Linked DNA regions of Homo sapiens: region 2 is linked to region 1. Evidence: chromatin loops called from intact Hi-C (ENCODE). Cell type or tissue: HepG2. All regions are shown on one strand. Each heading gives the region's core, and the rest is flanking DNA. Links, peaks and the distances in the headings are about the cores only.

Region 1 (15,264 bases), core at 2,368-10,367:
TTCAAAGAATGTTAGAGCTCTAGAGGACCGGAGCAATGATCGTGTCCAGCTGGTCCCAAAGAGGTTCAATAAGATTCTAAGTATTCCTTTGTCTACTTTGAGAACAGCCTTGTTAGGCCTTCCATATCTGAATGTTTATTTCTAAATTTGATTTTCCTAAAAATTATTGAATACCTTCTTTATTTAAGGTGTTAAACTAACAACAATATCATTCAAGGAAATATACTTCTTATTCATATACTGTTGATTTTTTCAGAAAGAACACTTATCAATTTTCCCAGAGATGCAATTCTTGATTCCTACCTATCTCAATAAGGGAATAAGTGTGAAAAGGAAAAATGACGATGCACTAAAATGCCCTGTGATTTTAAACTGCACTCATAGAAGAAGAATTCTATGTTTAGATTTGGTCAAATTATTTACCCTCTTGTAAGACAATAATTTCCACTTGGGATCATTGGCTGCCATCTACCTGTTTACCCAGGGTTTAAATTCGAAGATGCAAAATCAAACAGGCCTTAGGTTTACCACACAAAATGAGAGAAAAACAACGACTGAGAGCTAGTTATATGACACTCAATTCTACCCCGCTGTTTTGTTTCCTGACACAGCTCTGTCTCGCTGAACTCTGCCCCACATCCATAACCCTATATCTAGGACATGAGCAGAGCCAAATCTCCAGGAATTATAATAAATAAAAGGAGTTTTTTTTTTTAAAAAAAAGCAAAAAAGAGTAAAGCTACAGTTCCAGGAAATCTGAATGTAAATTACAATGTAAATGAGAGTTTCTAATTATTCCTTTTTTAAGGATAGCACTCCACTTAAATTGTAGATTTAGACGTAGATGTTTTACACACACACACACACACACACACACGTATATGAGTATGGACATTATGGGAGGGGGGTGTATTTCATGCCTTTCTCCTAGAAGGTCAAAGTTCTGTAATATAAGAATTTAAAGATCATAAAATGCCAGTGCAGCAGGGAAGAGTATAGGAGGCATAGTGTATATAAGCAACTAAAAGTGGGGAGAGAAAGAGAACAAGATTCAAATCTGTTTCAACCACTTAGCAGCTATGTGATCTTGGGCAAGACCCTCTTGTTATTTGCTGCCGAGAGCACAGTTGTCAACACTAAATGGCTTAATAGAAGTAAAGCACTGTGTTTAGTATATAGTAGGTACTCAATAAATGACAGAGAGTTTATTATTGCTATCACCATATGGGGGAACTTGGAGTTATTCAGGCTCTGTCTGTTCCACTTCAAAATAAAGGTTTGCGATGTGCAACAGGTGGTCAGTCAATAGTCTGCTGTATCTTCATGATACTTTGCAACTGTTTTGAAAATTTTTTTCCTAAACAGATTCTTTTTAAGGCCTATATTATAATCTCCCTAACCTGCCCTCCCCCTGAGCCCCCTCTCTACACACACACACAATTCACCATTTAATTGCCTTGTTGCTTTAGCTTCCTGGAGACACAGCCACAGAGCTAAATATAGCTCTGTCCTTCCCAACAAGCAATCCTTTAAAGGAGCTAAATTGCCTTGCTTTTTTACTTCTTACCAAAACTTGATCTCAAGCTTTATAAAAGAGAAAAACTAAAGGCCTTCTACCATAGAATGTTTAGCAATCGACATGCTGTCCATTGCTTGAGAGGTTTTGTGTACTGGCACTTAATCCTTGCTTCAGTTACAACCCCTGTAGGGAAATTTGAGTCCTGTACACGGGTTCTTCATTCATTTCTGAGCCAAGATAATTCTAGGATTACCATTTAGAAAATTGGGAGAACAGACTTTTGCACAGTTACCAGGCAGACGGTATTGAAAAAAAAGGGGCATGTAGACTACCTTTTTGGTGACAAGGTTAGGGATAGGTATTGTGGTTAAATCCCATTAGCAAGAACATCACACTCATTAAGTGAATGCCAGAATGTGAACCAAGAAGCCTTCCTCTTCCCCACCCCGCCCCGCCCCTATTTCTTCTCCTCCTAATGGCATGCCCCTTCAATACAGGGGATTCCTTGCCCAGGAAATGCCTCTCCAGCGTAAATCACAGAGTACTCCCATGCCAAGTCGCTCCAAAGCCAGAGCGCACTGCCTAGGACACATGCCATTCTCCAAAAATCTACCAGCATACACGATTCATAAGCCGTCTCTCTCTTATTTCTTGGGTGACCTTTAGGGTTTGGAAAGTATTCCTTTGTGTTAAAGCAAACACAAACTATTCTGCGAGCATAGTTCAAGAATTTAAAGATTCTATTAATCTGATGTCTTAATTGTTATTGAGAAGAGGAAACAGGAGTGCCTTTGTTTCCCGAATGACCACATGCTTCTAAAAAGTGGCCCACAGTGTTGGAGTTTGCATCTCAAGTTGCAGGCAGCTCTGTATGAAGTGGAACTTCAGCGTAACTAATTCCCAGACATTAAGAGGGATAGGGAAAGAACAGAAAGCTGGGCAAACCCGAAGCAGGCTGCAGCAGGGCAAACTGAAGGAGCCCTGCTCCTGGACCTGCCTGCATTCCGAAGACCAGTTTAAAATAATGATTGATAAATGTGGATTTCACTACACAATACATGCGTGTAAGAAACCTGCACCTGTACCCCCTAAATGTGTACAGATAAACACAAAATTTAAAAGAAATCCAGATCAAAGGATTGCTTATAAATACTACCTTGGAACAGCAGTTCATGAGACATTTCACAGTATCCTCTCTCACTTTGGATAGTCACATGAAAAAATACATTTTATTTACTAGGTCAAAATGGGAAAGATACATAAATAAATGTGTATTTCAAAACTAAAGGTGCTAAGCAGGACATAGCAAATGGGGAAACACACACGCACACAATGCTGAACAACAACATGCAATCAAAGGAGAAAGAAAAAAATCTTACACGGATGAAAATATAAAAATCATTGTAATTCAATAATAGCATTCTGTGTGCCTACTATGTACAAGGCACTGAGAGTCCAGGCTTAGAAGAAAGAAGCAAGATTTATTTAGCTCCTGTCTCCCAAGCATTTACCTTCTATTAGGAAAGAATAAATCAAGTATAGAAATATCTACGATACAGGCTGAATACAATAAACGCCCCAAGAGGAAGAGCACATCTAGCTTGGCTGAGAAAGAAGTATATGGAACTAAAAATAGCTCCATGGACAGGGTAGCATTTGAAATGGGCCTCAAAAAAACAGTTAAAAAAATGCAGCTTAAAAAAATGATTGAACAAACATTCTGATTGAAGAAATAAAATGAGCTAAAATAGGGAAGCAGAGAGATATAAAGAATTTAGAGGAGGCCAGGTGTGGTGGCTCACGCCTGTAATCCCAGCACTTTGGGAGGCCGAGGCAGGTGGACCACCTGAGGTCGGGAGTTCGAGACCAGCCTAACCAACATAGAGAAACCCTGTCTCTACCAAATATACAAAATTAGCCAGGCATGGTGGCACATGCCTGTAATCCCAGCTACTTGGGAGGCTGTGGCAGGAGAATTGCTTGAACCTGGGAGGCAGAGTTTGCAATGAGCTGAGCTCACACCACTGCACTCCAGCCTGGGTGACAAAGTGAGACTCCATCTCAAAAAAAAAAAAAAAAGAATTTAGAGGAAAATAAGCAATATTCTGTATTGAGCATAGGATATTTAGGAGTTTAGTGGAAGATAAACAAAAAGACATTGTGGGTGACTTGAAAAAAGAGTAGTTTACCCTGGATTGAGGAGAAAACTAGTTACTGACAGTTTTTGAGCCCTGAAATAATGTGATCAGAGATGATTATTATGAAGAATACAGTAGTATGCAAAGCTATGTAGGATTATATTTTGGAGCAGGGACCCTGGTTTAAGGAGGAGCCACTCACTCATTCCTTCATTCAACAAAAATTAATTGAATACTTACCGTGTGCCAATCCACAGTCCAATTTAATCTATCTGGGAGGCAAAGCTCATCGTTTATGAACTATACATTTTAAAAGCAGAATCTATAGGACTTGAGAACTTACAGAAGAAAGTGGGAATGTGAGGCGGACTCCAAGTTTTGAGGCCAAAAACAATGGCAGAATGGGTTGGGGTGGGTTAGGTACAGAAATAGAAAAGTCAGGACGGGAAATGGTTGGAAGGTGGAGACAGAGCTGGAGTGGGTGCAGGTGTTGATTTGTACTTCACGCTCACTCTGAACTCCCCTGCAGAGTACAGCCAGCAGCTGGAAGAGATTGACGGGAGATGGCAGAGGAAAGAGGAAAAGAGAAGTCAGAGCTTAAAGAATGCCCGTATCAAAAAAAGAAAAGCCTTAGGGAGACAGAGGAAAAGACAGCGTGAAGGGAGAAGTTGATGTTTTTTGAGTGTTCTAGAACGGGGGTCCCCAACCCCAGCCTGCGGAACCGTACCAATCTGTGGCCTGTTAGGAACCAGGCCCCAGAAGGAGGTGAGCAGTGGGCGAGGGAGCATCACTTCGGATCATGCTTCCTGTCAGATCAGCAGTGGCAGTAGATTCTCATAGGAGCTGACCCCCATTGTAAGCTGCTCACGCCAGGGATCTAGGTTAGGTGCTCCTTATGAGAATCTAATGCCTGATGATCTGAGGTGGAATAGTGTCATCCCAAAATGATCCCCACAACCCTGTCCATGGAAAAATCATCTTCCACAAAACTGGTTCCCGGTGCAAAAAGGTTGGGGACCACTGTTCTAGAAGATAGCAAGGGTTAAACAGTGAGCAATTTAAATTTTTAAACTATCGCTGATAAAAGTGTAAAAGTCCAAAAAAAAATCTATCTTGCCAAGTTCAAAGTGTTAGGAATTGATCTAGGAGGTCCCACTTCCGCAGACATAATACGGCAGTCTCCCCTTGCGCTTGAGGGATACCCTCGAAGACCCTGAGTGGATTCCTGAAACCGAAGACAGCACCAAGCCCTAAACATACTATGCACACATTTCTCTTTCCCTCTTCGCAGTTTCATGGATACTATATTCATTCTTATTGTAGATCTCAGCAACCTCAGGATACTTTTTCTTTTCCTTATTAAGTCCAGAACTTTCACCTTTTCATTTAGAGGAAGCACTTTGCGGCTTCCCTTTGGCATCTCCGAATTGCCAGCATCACTATACTTGCACTTTGGGGCCATTACTATGTAAAATAAGAATTACTTGAACACAAGCACTGTGACATTGTGACAGTCAATATGACAACAGAGATGGCTCCTAAGTGACTACGGGCAGGGGTGGGCATACAGCATGGATCCGCTGGACAATGGGGACAATTCACAGCCCAGGCGAGACAGAGCAGGATGGCAGAAGATTTCATCTATTCAGAACAGTGTGAAATTTAAAACTTAGGAATTGTTTATTTCTGGAATTTTCTACTGAATATTTTTAGACTGTGATTGACCACGGGTAGCTGAAACCATGCAAAGCAAAACTGCGGATACGGGGGACTGCTGTACTAGGAGTCGACCAAAATTTATAAAGCATTTTTTTTTCTTTCCCCCTTCCTCATAGGAGGAGGAAGTACCAAATTATGGTAGTCTTTATGGAGAAATGCTGCATAAATAACTGCCAACAGCAAACAATGTATTATCCCTATGGTTCAATCATTTCTTGGAGGTTAAAAGATCACACGTGAAGGCCGGGCACAGTGGCTCATGCCTGCAATCCCAGCACTTTGGGAGGCCGAGGTGGGTGGGTCGCCTGAGGTCAGGAGTTCGAGACCAGCCTGGCCAACATGGCGAACCTCGTCTCTACAAAAAATACAAAAATTAGCTGGGTGTGGTGGCAGGCGCCTGTAATCCCAGGTACTTGGGGGGCGGTGAGGCAGGAGAATCTCTTGAACCTGGGAGGCAGAGGTTGCAGTGAGCAGAGATTGTGCCATTGCACTCCAGCCTGGGCAACAAGAGCAAGACTCCATCTAAAAAAAAAAGAAAAAGAAAAAAAAAAGATCATACATGCATCTTCCCTACCATTTCTAGATTTGTATTAATAAATAAGCCAAGTCGGTGAATTCTCTCTCTCTCTGTCTCTCTCTCAACTACTATTGCTTTAATCTTCCTGAAGTAAAAGTTTTTAAAAGAGAGAAGGAAGGAAGGAAGGAAGGAAGGAAGGAAGGAAGGAAGGAAGGAAGGAAGGAAGGAAAGAGAGAGAGAGAGAGAGAGAGAGAGAAAGAAAGAGAAAGAAAGAAAGAGAAAGAAAGTTGGATTGTTTGATAGGAACATACCACCCTTGAGTCTTCCCCTCATGAAACATGGATGCAGAGTTTTGGCCGGAATTAAAATTGCTAAACTGTGTTTGAGGTTGGCAGAGGAAGTGGTATGGAATTTACCAAGACAGGCTGGGAGTTGAAAAAAATTATAATCCAGGTGCCTCACCTTTTCCTCCACTGGTTGCTTTTCCCCCTATGCCCTGACGCCTGGGAGCTTATTTACCGAGTCAATTAACAAAAGATAACCTCCCATTGTGCAACCATCAATAAATCAATCGTGTTAATACTATCTTGGAATGTCCCCGACTATTGACTTTCATATTGTTTACATTAGCCACTTGAGAAAGCCAGAACCCTTGAGTCGGCTTGTTTGGGCGTTAATGGATTCTGGAGTAGCCATTACTACATATAAGTCTCTTTACAAAATATTGAAGTTTCTCTGAGGTTCACCTGCTTTCTGAACACTGGCGGTACACTCTCCTCCCTCCCCACACGATCCTGCAGCACCGAGTTTGATGAATACTTAGGAAGGCAAACAATCATGATCAGTAATGGAACAGTCACTTAGGGTACACCTACTTCTTTGTGAGTTGAATAATCTATTTCCACCCACCCCAGCCCCACACTGTCAACCACCATCAACAATCCGGGGAATCAAGTTAATCTTCAATTAGGTGAAAGAATTTCAGGAACGAGTGCAGCTCAAGTTACCAAGTAACTTACTGTTGTGAAACGATTCATACTGCAAGCCGCCTAAATGCAGGGCTTTTGATGATATTCCCCGCCAACAAGGTAAGAAAAATCTTTCCAAGCAGTGACAATCTCTACATAGGGAACCTCCAAAACTTCTCAAGCTATCTTGAAAATTAATGCAACAGAACAAAATCTTTCTATATTTTCTCCATACATATTATAAAAAATAAGGTTGAATATCATAATCATAATTATAAAGCTGGGGTTTAGTGGGGTTTTTTGTTGTCATTAGCATTTCCTTCTTAATGGCATCAGAAATACTTAGAGAACAGGTTTTCCCTCAGAAGTCACAACTGCTCTGCTTCCAGGCCAAGGTAGTTTGCTAAGGCGCTCTATGCAGAGGGATTAAAAAGGAAGGTTGGGGGTAGCGAGGTGGGACACCAGTCCAGGGACTACAGAAGGTTCAGATTTCAGTGCTGGCTGCAGACCTGGGCAAAGTTCACTGCTCCCTTTTCACGACATGCTACATACTTTTCAAGTTCCCACTTGCTTCTTAGAGAGGAAAAAATGTGGCCTCCGAGTTCAGGTTGCTAAGGACAAGCTGAGCCAATTTAACCATGCATTCCTTTTCTAAAAGATAGGCTGGGTTGTTGTTGTTTTTTCACTGTAAATACCAGAAAGTCTTGATCCTCCCTACTCTAAACAAATACTTTTGCTACAACTTTGAAGTCATCTATCTTCCACGGTGGGAAACCAAGGATTGCATTCAGTAGCCTTTTCCTGCCTGAGTTTAGACAAAATTGAATAGTATTCTACTTTGTAGCACATCTTCTTACCAGACACCAGGCTTCGTTTTTCCTCTTGATAATGATGGGTATTTAAAATGCATATGACTATTGGATAATAAAACTCCCACTGTTCTAAGGCTTTCTTTTTGTCTTTCTTTTTTCTTTTCTTTTTTCTTTTTTTTCGCTTTGACTTCATGATATATATGTCTACTTAGGGTGTTTTGAAGAGAGTGAAGGAAACAGACAGGACTTTGAAAGGAAAAACAGACATCTAATTGGCTGTCTCTTGCCGACCCTCCAGTGACCCTGCACTGAATACCTCTAATGGACGTGTGTGATCTTGGAGCCTCTACCGCAATAAACGAGTTTTAGACTTTCAACTTGTTTTTGCAGCAGAATTCTTTATTCTCCTTAAAATTGATTTTTTAAAAAACGAGTGAGCAAGGCATTAGCATAGGTATTTTACACAAAAGGGTGAAATGGTTTTCTAATTTTATAGATTTAATATTTTTAAAAAGAATTTGGCTTCATTATGAATTTAGTTCATGTTAGTGTGTCATTTTACATACTCTAAAAAGTGGTTTTTTTAATATGGAAAGCAAATATTTGCCTTCAAAGCAGTAGTTTCTAAATCCAAAAAGTTCAGAAAGTCAGTTAGGAGGCAATAATCTTAACTCCAAAAATTAATAACTCTCATGACATTGTTTATGTGAAACCTTGGAACTTCCTGTGCTGTAAACCATCTTTGAGTCAAGCTAGAAAATAGTAAGAGTCAACTCAAATCCTTTATGCTTCAAAAAACACATGAGACTATTGAACAGGCTTTATTAAGTGATGTGGGGGTTAACGGTGAAAGCCCCCATTTCTATTTTTGTCAAAAGACTAGGAGCCTCATCCCCATCAGAGAGCTTTGCATTTCCCCTGCCACCTTAACTTCCTGGGAACTGCCAGGGTACACTACCTCCTTTCTTTTCTTCTTTTCTCCCTTTTCACTATCTAGCATTTCTTCCCTTTTATTGTTCTTTCTTCACGTCCATGTTGACCTTTTTTTTTTTAACTTATCATCTAGGATGAGTCAAGGCCTGCCTTGATGTTGCTCTGTGTCCTACCAGCAATTCTTCCTGGAATCGTCTGTTCACATGGATGTCTAAATGTTTAAGCACCCATGTAAATACTATGGTATCACTTTCTCATCAGTAGAGCTTTTGTGAGTTACAGAAAGGCTGAGACCAATGCCACAATTTGAGATTCCAATATGTGAAATAATAAAGACATCCCCTAACAGGACTTTTTAATAAATTAGGCTTTAACATTTGATATTTATAATGTTTTCTGAGAGTGTTCAATATAACAGAGAGTAGTATTCCAGTTATTATATATATTTATTTGGAAATAATGCCAAAACTCTACATTGTAGGCATGAAGGTGGGGCTTGCCTCCATCTGGCTCTCCTGCCACTTTCAACAACACACCCCACATCCGATCCTGCTTAGAGTCGAAGATGAATCTGGCATAATACAAACAGCACTGGACTGGAAGCATGAAGTTTCTCTTATCTGTGCCTTGGTTTCCTCATGTGGAAAATGAAAATGTTGACATAAATAATCACACAGGTCTCTGTTAGTACCATTTTGTGATTTTATATCGTGCTTACCACACCTAGAAACAGGGGCCATCATTCCAGCCAGCTAACAGAGAAAAAGACGATACATAATCAGGCTTGGGAAAATAAATTTCAGAGACCAAGTAAACAAAGACAACAATCTAGTATAAGGGTTATAACTGGGGGATGAGGGGTTGCAAATGGAGATCTGCCACAGTCAACTCTATTTGGATTCCCCTGTTCTCAACAGGCAACAGCAATCATAATGGGCTTGGAGCACCAGTCCCACAACATCACAGGACATCCAGACATAATTGCATTAATAATGTTGTGCATAATCGCACAACTCTCTGGTTATTCAGCATCGTCCAATATGTGAATAAAGCTCTGAGGAAAAATTAATGCTTGCTTAATGCTTTGACACATTTCCCTTTACAAAGCAAAGATCCCTACTCCTCTCACTTTCTCACATGGAGAAAAAATTAAAGTAGCATTACAACTAGTCAGCATCCACATGAGGCCTTATAATTAATCAGATCTACTGAGAGTTAGGTCCAAGATCCAGCGTAAGGAGAGATCAAGCAGAAACAAAATACACAGCCATTGCTCTGTATCTGTAGGAGATTGGTTCCAGAACCCCCTTCAATACCAAAATCTGCAGATGCTCAAGTGCCTTATATAAGATGGTATAGTATTTGCATATAACCTACGCATACCCTCCTGTATACTTTAAATCATCTCTAGATTACTTACAATACCTAATATAATGTGAGTGCTACGTAAATGGTTATACTGCATTTTTATTTGTATTACTTTTATTGTTGTATTATTACTTCTTTTTTTTTTTTACAATTATTTTTAATCTGTGGTTGCTCAAAGCTGCAGATGTGGAACCCAGGAATATGGAGGCCCAACTGTACTTTTACCTTATTATGTAGGCTATGCTAATATTAATGACTAGAATGTTATATTATTTCTTCTCAGATTTCAACAACAGTTGAGCCTCAGGGTCAAAGTATCCGGCACTAAATTGAAGAGAATGCTGATGATTAGGACAGGAAAGCAACTTAAGCATCTATTAGTCCAGCCTACTATGAAAAGTAGGAATTCCTTCAACAAAATTCTCGCACATGCCTATCCAACTTCCCAATGACTAAAGCAATAACAACAGTAATGATAATAATGAACACATATTTCATACTTACTGTGTGCCAGACACTGTCCTAAGTATATTGAGTAGTACTGACTGTGAATCAGCACTGTTCCTAGAACTTCATAGACACTCAACTTATTGAATCTTGAAAATGCCTCTAGGAGGTAGGATCTATTATTGCTCTTATTTTATAGATGAATCAATGGAAACAGAAAAGAGTTCACTAACTTGCCAGAGGTCACACAGATAGACTGAGAAGAGCTGGACAATTGCACTAAACAGACTAGCCCTGTAGCCTGTCCTGCTAATTCTATGCTACCAATAGGGGCAAGGGACAGAGACAAAGTAGGGAATTAGAGTCCATTTCAACACTACTTTAATTACTCAGTTTTCTGAGCAGAAGCTGCCTCCTTTAGTCTTCATATTGCCCACTAGTTCTAAACAGAATAATTATTCCTCCTTCCATTTGACAGTGCTTTTTTATCAAAGATTGACAAACTATGGCTCGTAGGCCAAATCTGGCCCACCATCTGTTTTTATGTGGGCCATGAGCTAAGAATGGATTTCAAGTTTTCAAATGGTTGGAAAAAATATCAAAAGAAGAATAATATTTTGTGACACATGAAAATCACATGACATTTAAATCTCAGTGTCCATAAATGAAGTCTTATTGGAACACAATCACACTTCACTTACATATTGTCTGTGGCTGCTTTTACTTTACTATAAGTCGGAATTAAGTACTTGAAAAAAGACCACATGGCCCAGTAAAGCCTAAAATATTTACTATCTGGCCCATTGCAGAGAATGTTTGCTGATTCTTGCCTTAAATAGTAGAAGGTAGTTCTCCTGTCCTTTCCTAAAAGTGCCCTTTTTTATAGTAAAATACCTCAGGTCCCCCCAACCACCACCATCTCATTATCCCGGAAACTCTTCTCTGGCATTCTTTGGTGCATATTCTCTCTCTCTAAAAATTCTCCTCAGTGGTATATGGCTACAATGGAATACTACTCAACAATAAAAAGGAACAAACTACAGTGGATACACACAACAACATAATGAATCTCCAAACCACTATTCTGAGTGAAAAAGCCCTGCACATCTTTTTCTCACTGCGTGATTGTATCTACAGGAAATCCTAAAATGGGTAAAACTAATCTAGGGTGAAAAATTATATATCAGAATAATGGTTGTCTTTGGGAAAATGGGGCAAGGATTGGTGGGATGGGCATGAGAGAACAATCTGGGATGCTAGAAACATCCCAGATCTTGAGAGTTGTTTGGGTTACACAGTTGTGTGTATTTGCCAAAATCCACCAAAATGTACATAGTTTGTACATTATACTGTATCTACCTCAAAAACAAACCTTGTAAATAAATATTGAATTCTAGTTAATGATCTGCATACTGAAAGGTTTAGTGGTAACAGTATCAAGGCCTGCAACTCATTTGAAATGCATCAGAAAATCAAGACGGTTGGATGATTGGGTGGAGGGAGGGACAGATGGCAAGAGATATGAAAAAGCAAGAGAAGTAAAGTGTTCATTGTCGAAAGTGGTTGATGGATACCTGGATGTTCACTATCTAATTCTTTCACCTCCTCTGTTTAAGTCTTGTGACAACAAAATTTCCTTCTAAAATAACATTTTCAAAGTAAAATTTTTATAATAAATGGGGCAGAAAGGATAAAAGTAATGTCTGGCATGAAACAAACTACTCTAAAAGTTGCACAAAGCGACATCACTATTTCCCTTCCTTTGGCCATTTTTATGTTAGCATTTATTTTCCTTTGATGTATCTGATTGGACCCTGAAGTATCCTACCTTCAAGGTATCCAAAAAGGTATCTTGGGTATCACCGTTAGGACTAGTGATGAGAATTTATTCTATGATGGAATCTAATTCCATGGCAAGTGGCCAACTTTCATTTCTTTGTTTAAATTTTATGATAAGAGATGCATACAGTGAAAGACATAGAAACATCCCCAGTCAGATGCCTCCGCCAAATCCGCTTGTGGAAAACTGTAAATTCCACAAGTGAGTTTACGCTCTTGTCTCATGAATGTGTAGAAAGAATAATGCATTTGTTTGTTTGATTATAGCTGAATTTCTGCCTTTGTAACCCCACCAGTAGGTGGTCATGTATTTCTCATACTAAGGTTCACTACCACTTCACAAACAATATGCTCAACACTGTTGCAAGCATCAGATGAGAGTGTGTGCCTGACAAAAATTTGAAAAAGTCCTCAAAATATGCAGCCTAATCTCTGGATTAACTGTTTCTTTAAAGGGCCTCTGCAGTGTATAATCTGCAGACTTGTTCTGTTGCTTTTATGCAATGCCAATATTATTAGTAGCAATAATACAATCACGCTTCAACTATTTGGAGGTCAATTAGCTGGAAAGTTCTGCCTTCTGAATGGAAGCTAAGAAACCAGTAAGTAAGCAAGAAAAATCCTGTGGGCAGTCAAAATAGCTGCAAAAGCTTCAGGGTGCCAAGCTCATATATTTGCTCATGGAAGACTCTCTAAAGCCAATGCTCAAAATCCTATGACACTTATTTATGCAAAATTCTAACAAGCCTGGGTTTCCAGCTCATAACCCTAACAGAGGTTGCATATAGGCAGGCATGGTGAAAGCACCAAGAATCAGAAGAGTAATCAGCCATCATTCAAAACTCAAAAAGGACTACAATTTGGGAGGATGGAATTCAGGGGTGGAAAAGTCCACCCTAATGCTACCAAGTTAACATTTTATAAACTATGTTCCTAAAATTATAGTTCCACAAGATATTAAAGAAGGTTTTTTAAAAATAAAAAAGAGGACTGGGAGTGGTGACTCACACCTGTAATCCCAACACTTTGAGAGGCTGAGGCAGGAGGATTGCCTGAGCCCAGGAGTTCTAGACCAGCCTTGGCAGGATAGTGAGACCCCCTCTCTACTAAAAACCAAAAAAATCAGTTGGGTGTGGTGGCATGCGCCTGTGATCCCAGCTAGTCAGGGAGCTGAGGTGAGAGGATCACTTGAGCCCAGGAGGTCGAGACTGCAGTGAGCTGTGATCGTGCCACTGCACTCCAGCCTGGGTGACAGAGCAAGACTGTATCTCAAAAAATTAAAAAAAGTAAAAATTAAAAATAAGAGGAGGTGCTATCCTCAGATATGTTTAGAAAATACCGGTCTAATAGTGCTTCAATATTTCTATTGTGATTCTAGCAAGTTCTAAAAAGAACACTGGTTTTGTGGTTGTTCTTCCTTTCCTCACTCCACATTTTTTCTTTTATTTTGGCTGAAACTTACAGATATTTTTTTTTTCTCATCATAATGATGTCCATCAGTCTGCCCGAATCTTCTGGTCTGGGTGTGGCTCTGACTTTTCAAATACCCTTCTTAAGCAGGTGTTTCCTCTCCTGCCCCAAACATTGTATTCCCTTTCGTTTGTGTTGTATAGATTCCAGGCCACATTTCTACTTTTTGAGGACAGCTTCCAAACCATCCACATGTTCACTTTCTTTTCCACTTCCCTCGGTTTTCACTTCCTACTTCCTTTCCCCATCTTTTTCCTCTCCAGATTGTATGCCAGGCATTCTTTGCCTATACTCTGCTTTGAAATCCTTCCTGCATTTCCTCTCTATCTCACAGCTTTGCAATTTTTGCTACTCTTGCTCCCTTCCTGCGTATTTCCTTCATATCTTGAATCCCAACTACCTCTCCTCTCCTGCCAAATCAAATGCATCAGCTGAAAGCCACCTGAAAATCCCTCTTCTCTTCCCATCTGTGCAACCCCACTAGTTTACCTTTAACATGCATTGTTCCTAAGTGAACCCACCAGCTTGCATGGGGAGAAGGGATATTAGTTTATTCTTCTTTCCTGGCAGCCCTTGAGTACAGGGCTATGAGCCCCTCTGACAAATACTGTCCTCCATGTCATCAACATTGGATTTTGAGTCAGTAGAACTGTGTTCCATCTTAAACTCTGCCTCTTATTTACTTGGCTCAGTCACTTAATTTTTTTGAACCTCAGTTTCCACATCTATAAAAGGGCAATAATCCCTGATTTATCCCAGGGGGCTGAGTGGAGGCAATGAGGCCATGTTTGTGCAAGCTCTTCAGCGCGTGGTGGATGTGACAATTTTATTCTTTCACTTGAAAATTTTATTCATATTTGAGGTCCTGGGAGTAGAGCTTCATTCTCTTTCTTTACTTTCCTAGAGATGGGGTCTCATTTTGTCACCCAGGCTGGAGTGCAGTGGCGTGTTCACTGCAGTCTCGACCTCCTGGGCTCAAGAGATCCTCCTGCCTAAGCTTCCCAAGTAGCTGAGACTACAGGCTCACACCACCACTTCTGGCTCATTCTCTTTTATAGTCTTAATTTCTTCTGGTTCTACCAGGTTTTTGTTTACTGTTTACGTACACCAACTGAGTTCTCCAGTTTGATCAGATCACAGACTTGTCAAGAGGGAGCCTGTATTAATAGCAAAGTGGTTAACTGCATGATCACCATCTTCCAACATTCTGGCTGAAAACCTGACTCCATCATTTAGCAGGTGCAGGAAATTGGGAAAGTCCACTTATCCTGGACTTCCTGTTTCCTTACCTTTTTCTTCTTTTCTTTTTTTTTTTTTTTTCGAGACAGAGTTTCACTCTCGTTGCCCAGGCTGGATTGCAATGGCACAATCTCCACTCACTGCAACCTCCGCCTCCCAGGTTCAAGCAATTCTCTTGCCTCAGCCTCCTGAGTAGCTGGGATTACAGGCGCCTGCCACCAGGCCCGGCTAATTTTGTATTTTTAGTAGGGATGAGGTTTCTCCATGTTGGTCAGGCTGGTCTCAAACTCCCGAC
Region 2 (15,264 bases), core at 3,774-11,773, 48 kb before region 1:
CAGGCAAAGAGCAGGGCTCTGAGGGTCAAAGTGAAGCTCTTATGGCTGAGCCTCAAGGGGCATGTCTTGATTCTGGAACAAAAGCTAGGAGTCTGATTCCTAACTCAGCCGATCAGCAGCTGGGTGACTGGATGCCTCAGCTTCCTGGGGCCCACCATAAAGTGAACTGCAGCCGCCCAGCTGGCTTTCTCTTGCTCTTTCAACTTGAACTTGGCACAGAGCTAGCTTTTGATTTTCTCAGGATTATCACTCTTCACAAGAAAGACGATGACAACAACAATCATAGTGCCCAATTATATTTACCTACAGTTCTGTAGATTAGATTACAAGGTGTTTTATAGTCATAAACTCATTTGTCCTAGAAACTCACAGGAGTTATGTAAATTTCCTGATTTTTCTTGTCAATTTTAAGAATAACAACATCACAGAAGTATAAACTGTAAAATTTACTACGGGTCTTTGTGTCTTCAATAATCCATTTCCATTGCAAAGCACCTTCAGACTTTTTGGTGGCATTTTATCTGAGGACATGGGGTTCTGCGGAGCAGACTGGAGTGGAGGAGGAAAAAAAAGCATCACTGATGCCTCTGTGATGCCTTCAGGGCTGGGAGTGAGAAGAAAGACGAAAGAGAAGGAGAACAGGAAGCATTCCTAGAGTTAAGCCTCCTCCTTTCTATGGGGCAGACTTCTCAGAATCAAAGATCCAATGGAAAGAACAGAAGAAGGAAGGTAGAAAAAAGGTCTTTTGACCACCTATGTTCAGGTGGCCTTTCAGTATATAAAGGAATATGCAAATTGCATATGTAAGGGAGAGTTTTTGCAGTGCTAAACCACAGCAGGGCAGCTTCCACTCCACACTGCAAACATCTCCCTGGGGTTGGTCAGAAATATTTCCCCACTTCATAGAGACCTACCACGGCTTAGCCACTGACTCTAGACACTGCTGTGTATCCAAGCTGCAAGTCTCTCATTAGTCATGTAGAAAATATGTTGACTAAAATCACACATTTGCTCTTATCATGCAGTGATACCATTTATTATGGTAATACTCCCAGCACTTAAAGAATCGGGGTCAATCTTCATTTTTTCTAAGAAATGGAACTCCAAATCATTATGTGTACATGTGGCCACAGATTCACGGGCACATGTGGAATGGGGATATGCTCCGGAAGGCTCAATTAAGACAACTGGTGTATTTGTTTAAAGCATGCAACAAAGATGGAAAACAAAGTGACAGAAACAGGTTGAAAAGCTGCCTCAAATTTCTACCTCTTCATCCTTCTTTGTACTTAAACATTGAGTGCACCACTTTGGTTACATCTAAAATATGGGAAAGCAAAAAAAAAAAAAAAAAAATTCATCTGAATTATCCTAGACCAGTTTCTCAAGATGTAATTAGAAGTTCACACCTGTAATCCTAGCATTTTGGGAGGCTGAGAGGAGTGAATCACTTGAGGTCAGGAGTTCAAGACCAGCTGGGCCAACATGGTGAAACCCCATCTCTACTTAAAAATACAAAAAATTAGCTGGTAAGCACTTGTAGTCCCAGCTACTCAGGAGGCTGAAGCAGGAGAATCACTGAAACCCGGGAGGTGGAGGTTGCAGTGAGCGGAGATTGTGCCACTGCACCTCCAGCCAGGGTGACATGGGGAAATGCCGTCTCAAAAAAAAAAAAAAAAGAATGGACTGCAATGCTTGCAAATAATACCTGGGCTCCACCTCAAACCTTCTGGGTCAGAATCTCTCTCAGGGTGGTTCCCAAAATCCATATTACTAACAAACACCCTGAGGAAATTTAATATGTACCAAAAATTGAGAAATACTTAATATGTATCAAAAACTTACAGCAGAACATCCAGTCCTCTATTATTAATTGTACCGATTTGTCTTGTTTATATTGTGTGAAATTTTGGTTGACTATTCCAAGCATTCTAATACATACTTTTGTGCTGATATTTTTTTCTTGAAATCCCACATGTGGAAAGGCATATTTTTCGGAAGCCTATAATGTAACTTCCTTATTTTTTACATTTTTAGTTATTAGTCATTGCAAATATGTAGAAATCTATTAATAAGAATGTGGTGTTAATTACTTCTATATCAATCTAAGTGAATTGCTATATATTAAGTTATATTTTCTCACTAAGTTAAATAAAAAAACAAAATTCTTGGGTGCATTAATGCTCTCAACACTATTGAGTAGGACTTAGAATTTAATAAGAGTCGACATAATGCATGCACATTACATGTATTGTATAATATGAACCTAAAACCACCTTATTTAGAATTCTCTAATGACAATCTTTAATCCTTTAAAGTTTATTAAGAGGCCATCCAGTTAGACACATATATGAAAATACAGTTGATATCATATATTTTCACACACAATGGAATATTCAGCCTTTAAAAATAAGGAAATCCTGCCATTTGCGACAACATGAATGAACCTGCAAGACGTTATGCTAAATGAAACAAGCCAGACACAGAAAGATAAATACTGCATGATGTCACTTCTATGCAAAACCTAAAAAAGTCAAACTCATAGAAACAGAGAGTAGAATGGTTGTTACCAGCAGCTGGTGGGAGGAGGAAGTGGGGCGGTCTTGGGCAAAGGGTACAAACGTTAACTTATATGATGAGTAGGTTCTGGAGAACTAATATATAGCAGGATGACTATAGCTAATAGCATTGTATACTTGAATTTATACTTGAATTTGTATACAGTGTTATTCAAGTATACTTCATTGAATACTCAAAATTTGCTAAGAGAGTTGATTTTCAGTGTTCTCACCACACCAAAAAAAAAAAAACCCAAAAAAGTAACTACATGAGGTGATGGATATGTTAACTAGCTTGCTTGGTTGTGGTAATTATTTCACAATGTATATATCTGTCAAGCACTATGTTGTACACCTTAACAATATCTAATTTTTATTTGTCAATTATACATCAATATAGCTGGAAAAAAAGAAAATATAGCTGAGTATAAGCACACTTATCCATAGTTGAGGATATATATATTGTGAATAAAGAAAAGGAGATAATTAGGAAGGAAGAGAAGGAGAGGAGAAAGAGACAAATCCCTAGTGAGAGAGAGTCCAGTTTGGAGATTTTTTTTTTTTTGAGACAAGTCTCGCTCTGTCACCCAGGCTAGAGTACAGTGGCACCATCACAGCTCACTGCAGCCTCAATCTCCCAGGCTCCAACTATCCTCCCACCTCAGCCTCCTGAGTAGCTAGGACCACAGGTGCGGCCACACAGTTTGGAGATCTTGATGCCCAAGCATTACTCAAGCACCAACAGCCCCAGTTGCCCAGTTTACTGCCTCTAAATTTTCCACTGGGCTCATGAAAACCTGACATCAGTCACATCCATACAGCTTCAAACCTGGCACCTCATAGAGTCCCAGTTGTTTTCTCCTCTGTTTCCCTGAACACATAGCTCCCAAAACATGTCTTTTTGAAGTGGTTTTAATGATCACCTAGGATTTTAATTTTAAGTGATTTTAATGATCGCCTAGGATTTTATGCTGACCTGGAGTTGGCTTATTTAAGTGATTTTAATGATCACCTAGGATTTTATACTGACCTGGAGTTGGCTTATTTGCTCCCTGTCATATCTAGAAGGGCACAGCCCAATGTCTCCTGTCTTCATTGTCCTTTTTTTTTTTTTTTTTTTTTGAGACAGAGTCTCACTCTGTCACCCGGACTGGAGTGCAACGGCACGACTTCGGCTCACTGCAACCTCCACCTCCTGGGTTCAAGCGATTCTCCTGTCTCAGCTTCCTGAGTAGCTGGGATTACAGGCACGTGCCACCACACCCAGCTTATTTTTTGTATTTTTAGTAGAGATAGAGTTTCACCATGTTAGCCAGGATGGTCTCGATTTCCTGACCTCATGATCCGCCTACCTCGGCCTCCCAAAGTGCTGGGATTACAGGCATGAGCCACTGCGCCTGGCCTCTTCATTGTCTCTTTAATCATCATTTCTTCAGGGTTCACTAAGTTCCTCAGTCAGGTACAAAGGTGGAGTCATCCTGATTATCTGCTAGTTAACAATTTGGGCAGAGAAGGTATGTTAGTGTCTGATGCAACATTTTGAAAGGCAGATTCATTCAGCATAAAAGAAAGCTAAAGTCAGAGTTGGGTAAAACAAAAAAAACAACCAACATCTAACACACAAAATAAGATTTCTTATTTCTTGAGCGTTTGCTACCTATTAGGCCCTATCATGTTCCTTCTATGTGTTATTATTATAAAGTCTCATCATAACCTGGTTAGCTAGATATCATCACCCCAATATTAAAGACCACACAAGATGTGGTGGAAAAAGCTTCCACATTGACAAAGCTGGTCACTGGAAAATCTGGGATTCAAAGCCATATCCATTCATCACAAAAGGCTTTAAACTTTCCTCAACTGGTCACTATTTCTATTTTTTTTTTTTTTTTTTTTTTGAGACAGAGTCTTGCTCTGTCAGCCAGGCTGGAGTGCAGTGGCACGATCTCAGCTCACTGCAACCTCTGCCTCCCGGGCTCAAGCAATTCTCCTGCCTCAGCCTCCCGAGTAGCTGGGATTACAGGCATGGGCCACCACGCCCTGCTAATTTTTGTATTTTTAGTAGAGACGGGTTTCACCATGTTGGCCAGACTACTTGAACTCCTGACCTCAGATAATCCGCCCTCCTTGGCCTCCCAAAGTGCTGGGATTACAGGTGTGAGCCACTGTGCTGGCCTCACTATATTTTTTTACAAAAATATTTAGCACTTAAAGTCATACCAGTTGTTATTTTGCTTTATAAACAGCCTAAAATCTTTGCCAAAACTAGGCCACCTCTAAGTTGCTTGAGGCTCATTTCAGTTGCCTTATCTGCTCACTTGCAGTTATGGCTTCTCCACAGTATCTTCTTCTTTCCTTCTTTTCTTCTTTTCTACTATGTTGTTGTTGTTGTCGCTGTTGCTGTTTGAAACGGCGTCTCGCTCTGCCATTCAGGTTGGAATGCAGTGGCACAATCTCTGCTCACTGCAACCTCCGCCTTTCCATGATCAAGCGATTCCCCAGCCTCAGCTTCCCGAGTAGCTGGGATTACCAGCATGCGCCACCACGCCCGGCTAATTTTCATATTTTTAGTGGAGATCGGGTTTCAGCATGTTGGCCAGGCTACGTTGAACTCCTGACCTCAGATGATCCACCTTCCTCAGCCTTCCAAAATGCTGGGATTGCAAGCATGAGCCACCACGCCTGGCCTGTTCTACTATGTTCTTTTAATTATTTCTTCAAATTTATATTGAGCCCCTATCATATGTCACACTGTATCCTTAAAGAGGTCTTTAGTTCACTCAGCTTATGAATACATATTTTTGTGGAAGTTTCTTAGTGCATCTGCTACATTTTTCAAAAGTATAGATGACTATAATTGCTAAATAACTGTTTTTGCAAACTGTGGACCACAGCCCCCCCATTAGGGGTATAAATTTTATGGTTTGCAACTAGCATTTATTTTTAAAGTGAAATAGAATACAATAGAAAATACGTGTGCATCGCAGACAGTAGAGTAGCATTACTTTGGAAACTTTTGTTTCAATTATATATGGATGTTTCAACACTCATTTGCATTTGTGTTGCAATGTAAAATATATTTATTACTCGGGGTCTCAGCCAACATCATTTGAAAAACACTTCCTTGGACTAAAGGTTCGTAATGTGGAAAATAGGTCTTGTTTTTCTGTCTTCAATTGACCACATTGCTGCCACTCAATTGGGTGGGTTATTACCTCTAATTTTAAGAGAAAGTTCCCTGCTTGTTGATTCTGAATACCGACTTTAAGAATTGCAAATGATGTTCTGATGTTCTTAATGTGATTGTCTTTTCCTCCATTTATCAATGCATCAGACAGTGGGCTGCCTGGATAGCATAATTCAGTGACTTTTTGTAAAGGAAAAAAAAATCTTTCATTAGTAATGCACTCATTTATTCTTTTACAAAACACTTTTCATCATGTAGACATGGTCTTAGCACCTTGAATGTTAATTATCCACTTTGATGGCACTAGATATTCCTGTGGGGAAAATATATTTGATGAGTAAGACTAGGGAAAAAGTTCTGAAACATACCTTTCCAGTATGATTTGTGCAAGGCCAAATTTGAAAGGTCACATGGTGTAGGAGACTCCAGGTAAAACCCCATATTTGTCGCTCCATCTTAAATTATACCCAAGTTCCTTTTTTTTTTTTTTTCCTTTGAGACAGGGTCTCGCTTTGTTACCCAGACTGAAGTACAGTGCTGTGATCTTGGCTCACTGCAGTCTTGACCTCCCGGGCGGCCTCAGACTCCCAAAGTGCTAGGATTATAAGCATGAGCCGCTTGTCTGGCCTATATCCAAGTTTCATGAGTCTAGAGCTATAGTTAAATTATTTATGGAAATGAATTTCTAAATTATAACACATCATATTTTGGTGATCCAAAAACAAGAATATGATGTAAAATATGGAAAATGCACCCGTCTTCCACAATGTATATCCAAGGAATTTTATTGTCAAGCTCATATGTATGTCAAGTAGAGTGGCTTTGACGAAAAACTCCGGGTTGGTTGGAGTTGAGGGTAAGACGGGAGAGAATTTGATAAACAATGAAGGAAACCACGGTTTCAATAGGAAATCAGTGCTAGAAATTGCGCCGTCACCACTCCCCAGTATGAGAGAGAGTGTTCAAGATTAGATAAAGGATAAGAATTCACATCTCCTCTGGATGATGAGCCAATACCCTCATTGCTAGACAGATTAAAAATAAACTTTGTTTTTGCCTGTGTTTAGTCACAGATCATTTTGGCCCAGAATGGAGTCAAACAGTGTGGATGGAAAAAAATTGCCAAATATTCAATTCATTTAGAACTACTTGCCTTCTGCAGAAAGAGGCTGGACTTGCTTGGGTTGGTTATTACTCAATGTTTTCTTTTGCCTTTCCATTATTTCTGTTGTAAAAAATCTCTGCAAGATCCAATCTAGAAGTGCCCATGGGTTCCAAATTGTAGGATTCGAATCTGTGATTGGAACGAGAAACCTGGCTTTTGAGTTGCATTAACAGAGTCCTCACTAGTATTTTGACTACCTGCAACACCAAATTTGGAATTAAGAACGTGATCAGATTGATGAAAGAATTGCTACGGAAAGTGCAAGGAACAGCTCTGAAATCTTGCAGGATTACAGGCTCTCAGTGACCTATTTTGAGCACAAAATTTTAAGGTTGTAAATATTCTTAAAAGCCCTAGAAATGTCCAAGCTGGTGCTTCTGCCACCTACTCTCATACACTGATTGAAGCACAAGGAGAGATGGCAGGAGGCCAACACAGGAAAATCTCCTACATCCCAGGGACACCAGTCCCTCTGTGTTCCCACAGCACCTTATCAAAAGGATTGACACATTTGTTACACACACTATCCCCTATCCCATCCTCAGTAAATAAGATAGACCTGGAAGAGAATAAACATGTATCAGTATCAATTAAAATTTTTCTTTACCAAGGCATTCTGGTTTATGACTTTATGACTCAGAGAATAAGTCATCTTCTTCATGGTGACTATAAAGGAAGCTCTTGTTATAATTTACTCTTCTTTTGCCTAGCCACCTGATCTCACTGAATTCCAAATACTGGCATGAAGAAAACCTGATCACCTAAATCTCCAAGACACTATAAAACAGGCATTATATATGTATGTGTATGTGTGTGTAGATATATATACATGGGAGAATAAACTAAAAGGCTAATTATATCACTAAAACATATCTTGCTTTAAGAAAAATATTCTTCCTTCATCGAAGTCCTACTGATGAGTTTCTGCCTTTGAGTACAGGCATCGCCAACACTGGAAAAAAACATCCAGCCATTTACTTAAAGTCATGCCCTCTGGCTCCTTAAGGATCATGTGACCACTGTGTCATATAAGCTCTCCAAAATACATCTCAGATTCTCACCAAAACGTGGTCTTGCAGTTACAACACACCAGGTGAACAGCCCCTGACTGTTTAGGGAGCCCTCCCTGACTCACGTGGGCCTCTGATGAGTTAATATGTGCAAAAGGACTGTACATGTTTAGGTAATTTACTTATTAAAAACATTAAAAGTTTTTGGCTTTTAGAAATTCAAAGAAAAAGCGACTCTTCAAGTGACTCCTGACCCCAGCTTATCAGATGACGGGTGTCATTCTGTCAAGGCCTCCTCGCGGACCATGTAAGGAAGGCCACATTGTAGAGGTGTTTACAACTGTATAAGGTTCACGCTGCTCATTCGTGTCAACACTAGGCAATACAGATCAACTAGCCCGACTAGTGGGGTCAGGCACAAAAAGAAAAGCAATGTAGATAAATCCTTATCTAATTAAGGGTCACAGCTCTTTTTTTTCCCACAACATTTTACATCAAAAGGAGCAAACAAAACTGGAGAAAGCAATCTTCCCTTGTACATTTCCCTACATGGTAATCCATATTTCAGAGGCAATTGCTTTAAATATTTAAAGTACTGCAGAGGTGTCAGCTAGACAGCCTGAATTCCACGGGTCCCTGAAAAAGTTGGGCACTACTTTTTGCTAAATTAACTTTTTTTTTTTTTTTAAGATACTCTGTTTTAGGAGAGAAGACTATCACTTTGTTCCAATGAAAAGCTTAAGCAAGTTGCTGGACTAGATTTGTGGAGTATGCAGGCATTGATATAGTACCTCACAGTGTGTGTGTGGTGGGGGGGCAGGTGTGTGTGTGTGTGTGTGTGTACACGTGGGTGCATGCCTTGTGCACCTTTGTTTTATCTAAATTGCAGGCAATAGCAATACAATATCCCCATACAATTGTTCTCGGTCTGGAGTCACTGTGTCTGGGTTTAACTTAGAGGTAAGGGAAAACAAGTTCTTCAGGTCGCTTCAGAAACCAGCATATCTGAAGTGCATTTGAATATTTTGGTTGATCAAGAGGGATGGTTTTGTCACTGAAATATCTGATGTCTCATCTCATACTTTTTTAATCCAGTACTTCGTAAGAGGATCTGAGAGCATCTGTGTGAATGTTGCATGCCTGAATAACTGGAAAACACCCGATTTGTGGGAGTCAACTCTCTTGACAAATCAACTTTCTCTTTACTAGTTTCAGTTTTTAAAAAAACATCTCTAGCTAAGGAGATCTTCTGTGTAAATAGTATTATCTTGGAGTGATGTCTTTGGCCTGATATAACACTAAATGCCACAGGTCTACCCTAAATCAAAATCTGCAATCTCAATTTTAATTTTTGTTCATTTTGCACTCTTATGAGGATGAACTCAAAAGTAAATGATTTAGCATTACAAGTTTAATTCTATGTACATTTATAGGATAGAAAATGCACTCACATTATACTCAGATGCCTAACTTAACAATTAGCTTCTTTAGCTAAATCTTCTCAAGAACCTTCCATCCCCCATTTAGCTCCGCCTATGTATGGGAAGAGAAAAAAAAAGTTACTCCCTGCTCCTCCCCAAGATGGTGCCTGTCTACGAAGAAGCTCTCTGTGTCTTTGCGACAGCAGGAAGAGCAGGGATCAGAGTCACAGGGGACTCTGGGTACATCTGGTGTCTAATGAAGGTTGGCTGGTCTGGCTGGTGCCCACACAGGCAGGAGGTCCTGTCTCACCTGCTGACATGTCAGGCTTCTAGTCTCAGAGGTCCCAGCTGCCACTGCATCTTGACTCTCATGCTGGCCCTCTGCTAGTGCATGGCCTCAACCCAACACACCTCATCATGGAGGACTGTAGGAACCGCTGAGACCTTGTGCTGAGCACAGAAGTAGTACAGCCTCAAGCACATCCATCAGGCCAGATGCCATCGTGTGGCTGCAGCGCCAACAGGGCCTGTCACAGTGGTTTCCCAGACTGTTCCATGGGAATAGGCAAGGCCTCATGTCCTTGACTCCCCTAAATCTATCTGGTCATTTCTAACACACCTCCACATCTGTTCACCCTACTCTTTTCTCCCAGTAATGCTTCCTTCATTTGTCCTCACTGGTTCCCTCATTTTTTCCTCTAGCTATAAGGACCCCAGAATTTTAGCTCTCCATATGGCTTCTCTGAATAACAATTATATTCTCCACCTTCCTTTGCCTCTGGGTGGTCAAATGACTGACCTCTGCTAAGGGATATTAGCAACGTGATCAAATGTGGAAGTGTGGCCTTCTTTACTTTTTTTTTTTTTTTACTGGGTGAGATGCAGATGAGGTGGACAGAGCTACAGCAGCCATCTTGCACCATGATAAGGAATAAGGATCACGGCAGAGTAAAAAATAAAAAAGGTGAAGCTTGAGTCTCTTACACTGAAGAGTGCCATCCCAGCCTTGAACTGCCTTCCCCAGGCAGCCAGAAAGGAGAGAAACACATTCTATCCTGTTTCAACCACTGCTTAGACTTCCAGTCGCTCGGCATCAAGCCTAATCCTGCCACATCTGTCTCCTTTCTCTCTCCCACATTCTACCTGAGTTGAAGTGGAGTTTCCTTTTTGTCTTTCTGACTTGTAGAGATGCTATCTCATTCTTGAGTCTCCTGGCTCAGCTTTTCTTTTCTTTCTTTTTTTTTTTTTTTTTTTTGTTGGGGGGAACAAGGTCTCATGCTCACCCGGGCTGGAGTGCAGACGTGTGATCATGGCTCACTGCAGCCTCCATTTCCCTGGCCCAGGCAATCTTCCGCCTTGCCTCCCACCTTGCCTCCCAGGTAACTGCGACTACAGGTACACACGAATAAACCCAGATAATTTTTAAAATTTGGGGTAGAGACAAAGTCTCACTATGTTGCCCATGCTGGTCTCAAACTCCTGAGCTCAAGTGACCCTCCCATCTCAGCCTCCCAAAGTGCTGGGATTGCAGGCATGAGACACCACGCCCTGTTGACTCAGCTGTTTTGACAGAAGCAGAGGTCCTCCTCTTGAAGAAACAGATGATCTCATCTTCCAGGCCTGACCTCTAATGAGTTAGCCCGAATGTATAGAAATTTAGAGAAGTATTTTCCAAAGGCTGACCTACTAAAGACTCAACAAAATTCTCTACCTGATGTTAAAAGCTGTGTCCTTCACTCTTTGCAGTCCCATTAGAATAATTGTGATCCTCCCTGAGACAGCTGAATACTGTGGACAACGTGGGTGGTAGTGGTTGCGGGAGGTAAGTGGGAAATCATGCACCTGAAAAGTGAGAAAAGGAATGACATTAATATATTTAAGAAGCATTACATTGCCATTACATATGCATGTATGTATATGTACACTCACAATACTCATACGCATGCTTGGGTGGATATATACACATATGCAGTATATAATTAAGCAATTCCTGCCCAACCAATGTTAGGCATAAATAAAATATATTAACTTTAGTCTTTTCAGGATCAAACCCTCTTCTTAGCTGGCAAAGAACCTCATAACTTCTTCCCACCCTGTACCCCCTTAACAAATGCCCCTCTCCCCAAGTTATTCCTGAATAGGGTCTCTAGTGTCTCGCTGGCTTAAAGCCTCAGTGAGCATGTCAAAAAGAACCCATCTCTGTGTCCCTTGCCATGGTGCAGATTTGAAGAGCTCAGAGAGGGCTGGATGGAAGCTCCCACTGCCCCGTGTTGAGTACCTTTGCCAAGTATGCAAACTACACAACTGTGCGTGACAGCCAGCTGCCTAAAAGTCACTCGCAGGAGACAATTCACCGTATGGCAAACACCCCTGCCCCTCAAAAGCAGGACTCCTCCCTCTCTGGGGGTTCCCCTCCAGGGCTTCCCAGACTTGTCAAACCCTTGAGATATGTCACTCTTTAAGTCATGATTATGTGGCTGTTTGGTCACTCTGCATGCTGCCCAGATATGGGGCAAGTCTCCTTTTCTCGGCTCCAGATCACCGAGTTCCAGATCAATACCACTTGCTATATTTAATAAAAATCCCTAATGTAAACACCTCATGAATATTTCCCTCTCCCTTGGTGATAAAACTTCATCTCACCACCCATTCTTCTGCCTCCCCATTTCCCATCCAAGGACCAAAGCACAAAATCTCATCCCCTAGGTCTTGCCCCCCACACACCCCATCCCATCTCATCCTGTAGGAGGCTCCCCTGAGCTCCAGCTTGGCACTCCTTCAGCAGCTTGAATGCATTGTGTTCCTTCGGCTAGGCATGAGCTGTCTCCTGTGCCCCAGATGGTGGCCCATTTCACCCCCAACTCAGTAAGTCTGTGGCCCCAGCTCACCTTTCAGATCTTAGCTCGAACATCAGCTGCTCAGGGCGGCCATCCCTGCCCATGCGTCCTCTCCGTCTGTCCTCTCTCAGGAGCACTTGTTATACTCTCAGGGTCCCCCCTTTTTTTTTTAATGCTTTGCACAAATTGTTTCCTTGCATTTCTGTGTGCCAGATCTATGCAGACACTGATCCTAAGAGTAGCTTGAGGATATCTTGTTTCTTGACTTTACTTCTTCCCTTGGAAACAGGCATCATATAGGACCTCACAGGGAATGAATAGAGAGTGAAATCCTCCAAAGCATACAAAACCTAAGAATACGGACTCCTATGTGAAAACCTTCTGATGTAAAATGAAGTAAAATGAGATAACAATCTAAAAATGTTTCAGAAGAAAGGGAAAAAAATATACCATAAGAAAGCACAGTTTTTGCCAGGTGCGGTGGCTCACGCCTGTAATCTTAGCAGGTTGGGAGGCCAAGGCGGGCGGATCACTTGAGATCAGGAGTTCAAAACCAGCCTGGCCAACATGGTGAAACCTCGTCTCTACTAAAAACACAAAAAATTAGCAGGGCGTGGTTGGGCACCTGTAATCCCAGCTACTTGGGAGGCTGAGGTAGGAGAATTGCTTGAACCGGGAGTCAGAGGTTGCAGTGAGCCAAGATCGTGCCACTGCACTCCAGCCTGGGCAACAGAGAGAGACTGTGGGCAACAGAGAGAGACTGTCTCAAAAAAAAAAAAAAAAAAAAAGAGGCACAGTTTTTGGGTATTTTCTTTGACATATCCAGGTGGATGTCTACAGGAATGTCTGTATACTTCACTAATTTAGTTTAAAAAAAAAAAAAAGCATTGTGCAACAGTGAATATTGGCTGGGCTATCTGATGCTGTGCAGCCAGGCAATGTTGATTGATCCAGCTTCCCTGTTTGAATGCTGTGCCTCATCATTGCCTATGCAAGCCATAGAGCTTTTTCTATATGCCAGTTCTCAGGACAATCTCTTTTGTTGGCCTGTCTCAAATCTTTTCTGAGATGTAAACAGAGTTGTGTTGTGTAGTTGCCATGTTCAACAGGCTCTCAAGAGCCCACTGTGTACCTCTCTTTTAACTCTTCATTTGGTATCATCACACTGGTAGGTCAAAATTGGCTATGGTGGGAATATCACCAAAAGGAAATAAGCCCACAGCATAAATCAGGGCTTTATTCCAAAGTGTCAGTTGTTAAACGCTTCCCAGCACATCACTGGAGGTAAGAAAATTCATAACCAAATTGAGAATCCTGTTTTTAAACAAGTTAATTTAGGGCCACCAAGTCCTGATCATATTTCTTCTATTCCACTGAAAAGATCATGTAGATCTACTGATTTAACATGGTATTGTTAAACCTTCCATACATTTCCTGGGTGAAATTCTGAAGCCACAGTAAGACAAAATAACAAAACAAATTAAATAAAGCCTCTGATGTAGAAGTTTCTCATTAAACTTAAAGTTGCTTATCGTCTGACCTCAATGACACTGATTGTGGAATTTCCATGCATCCTTTTTCTCATATGATTAAAAAAAAGTGAATAGGTTGCTCCATTAGTCAGAAACAATACAGGAGAGTTGATGGGCGGATGGCTGTGGCCGAGATCCACAGGACACCTGGCACCTGTGCTCTACAGATTCCCCTCCCCACACCCATTTTCTCCAGTTCTCATGACAGCTCTGATTTCCTCCCACTCCAATTCTTTTCAACTTATTAAAAAATAGATTTTATGCATAATAAAAACTTTAAAAAATAAATATTAAAAGAGGGAATTTAAGAGTAAGAGTTAGAAACCTGGTTGAGATGAATGACAAATTCTGCCAATAGTTACCATCACTTAAGTTTTAAAAATGGGGAAGACTCCTTCCATTAATATAACTAGCAATGACCACAACGATTCCTTCCTCTTAAGCTTTGGAGTAAAACAACTCTGTATTTAAACTTATATCAAATCACATAAATTCTCCATCTGGAGCCCGATTCTGATAATATGTCCTTTGGGATCCATCTCCCTCTCTGTTTTTACTTGATGTGAATTTATAAATGTATAATGCAATCTTCTGGCTCTTTTGGTGCAGAGAATTTCCATTATAGGGCAAAAGTCATCAGTGTCTTTAAACACTCACACCCACACTCCTAAACAGACAGGAGCATTTTGTCCCATAAGAAACATTTATACAAAATGTAGCATGACCTTAGGACAAAGGAGGCTGACTGTGAAGACTTGAAACCAATAAAGTGAGAGCTGACACTTCGATGATATTTATGATGTGTCAGACATTGTTCCAAGCACCTTACATGTATTAACACATGTAATCTTCTCAAGATTCTTAGAGATAGTAATTGGTATTATCCCTACTTAATGGTAGACAAAATCAGGGCAAAAAGAGGTTACATGACTTTCCTGGTAGCACATACTGGTAAGTAACGGAGCTGGAATTCAAACCCTGCATTCTGGCTCTAAAATTTGTATCACTACACCAGCTCCCCAAATGCATGAGCTGGGATCATCCAACTGCAGCCCAGCAGAAGAGGTGTGCTTCGTTTGCTTAATTGTCTCCCAAAACTACCTCAACCTATGTTTTTGTGGGATCCAGAAACACTCATATCAGAAGGATAATAAATGCAAGCCAGTATACTATAGGTTAGGAAGACAATAAAGATAAATGGGTTTGCTACCAACAAGCTCAGAGTATAAAGAGAAAGACACCACAGTGTATTTTAATAATATAAAGGTTGGGAATATTTAAACTGCCCTTTCAAAAGATACTTTCAGTTACCCCTAAAATAAAACAAACATGTTTTCTCATTTTTTATATTTCTTATTTACATTAATGTTAGATAGCCAATGATAATCAAAGTAAGCACTAAAAAGAAAGTCTACTATGCTGTTGTCTAGACCTTCAAAACCAGAATCTGCCTTTCAGATAATTATCCAGTCCCAGTAATGTGTGGAGAATGGTGGAAATTCTTTAAATATTACCATTTGCATACAAGAATTTATCAATTTTGCATTAAAATTC

What was found. Hi-C counts contacts between places; a loop is a spot of excess contacts. Peaks named below come from ENCODE experiments on the same cell type or tissue, not always from the same donor. Only the 100,000 strongest peaks of a DNase experiment are listed, where the experiment ranks them.
Region 2: it touches region 1 in a loop (3-fold over the local background); 4 of 110 quality-filtered maps call a loop at or near these places.

The regions. Positions count from the first base shown.
Region 1 is chr15:96,164,665-96,179,928 of GRCh38, forward strand. The region is part of intron 3 of NR2F2-AS1 (NR2F2 antisense RNA 1); the gene reads right to left. All of the region lies in intron 1 of LOC112268156 (a long non-coding RNA gene), which reads left to right. LOC105370997 (a long non-coding RNA gene) reads left to right here and starts at 6,919. Exons shown (of 3, transcript NR_188332.1): 1 at 6,919-6,981; 2 at 8,740-8,837; 3 at 9,088-9,671. In HepG2, for the core only: no CTCF peak of the experiment used is centred there; DNase peaks (open chromatin) are centred at 6,827 and 7,367; H3K4me3 peaks cover 1,888 bases.
Region 2 is chr15:96,114,933-96,130,196 of GRCh38, forward strand. All of the region lies in intron 1 of LOC112268156 (a long non-coding RNA gene), which reads left to right. LOC105369212 (a long non-coding RNA gene) reads right to left here and starts at 12,909. Exons shown (of 8, transcript NR_158193.1): 1 at 12,230-12,909; 2 at 11,053-11,183; 3 at 6,899-7,039; 4 at 3,911-4,044. NR2F2-AS1 (NR2F2 antisense RNA 1) reads right to left here. Exons shown (of 5, transcript NR_125738.1): 5 at 12,428-12,481. In HepG2, for the core only: no CTCF peak of the experiment used is centred there; a DNase peak (open chromatin) is centred at 8,249; H3K4me3 peaks cover 778 bases.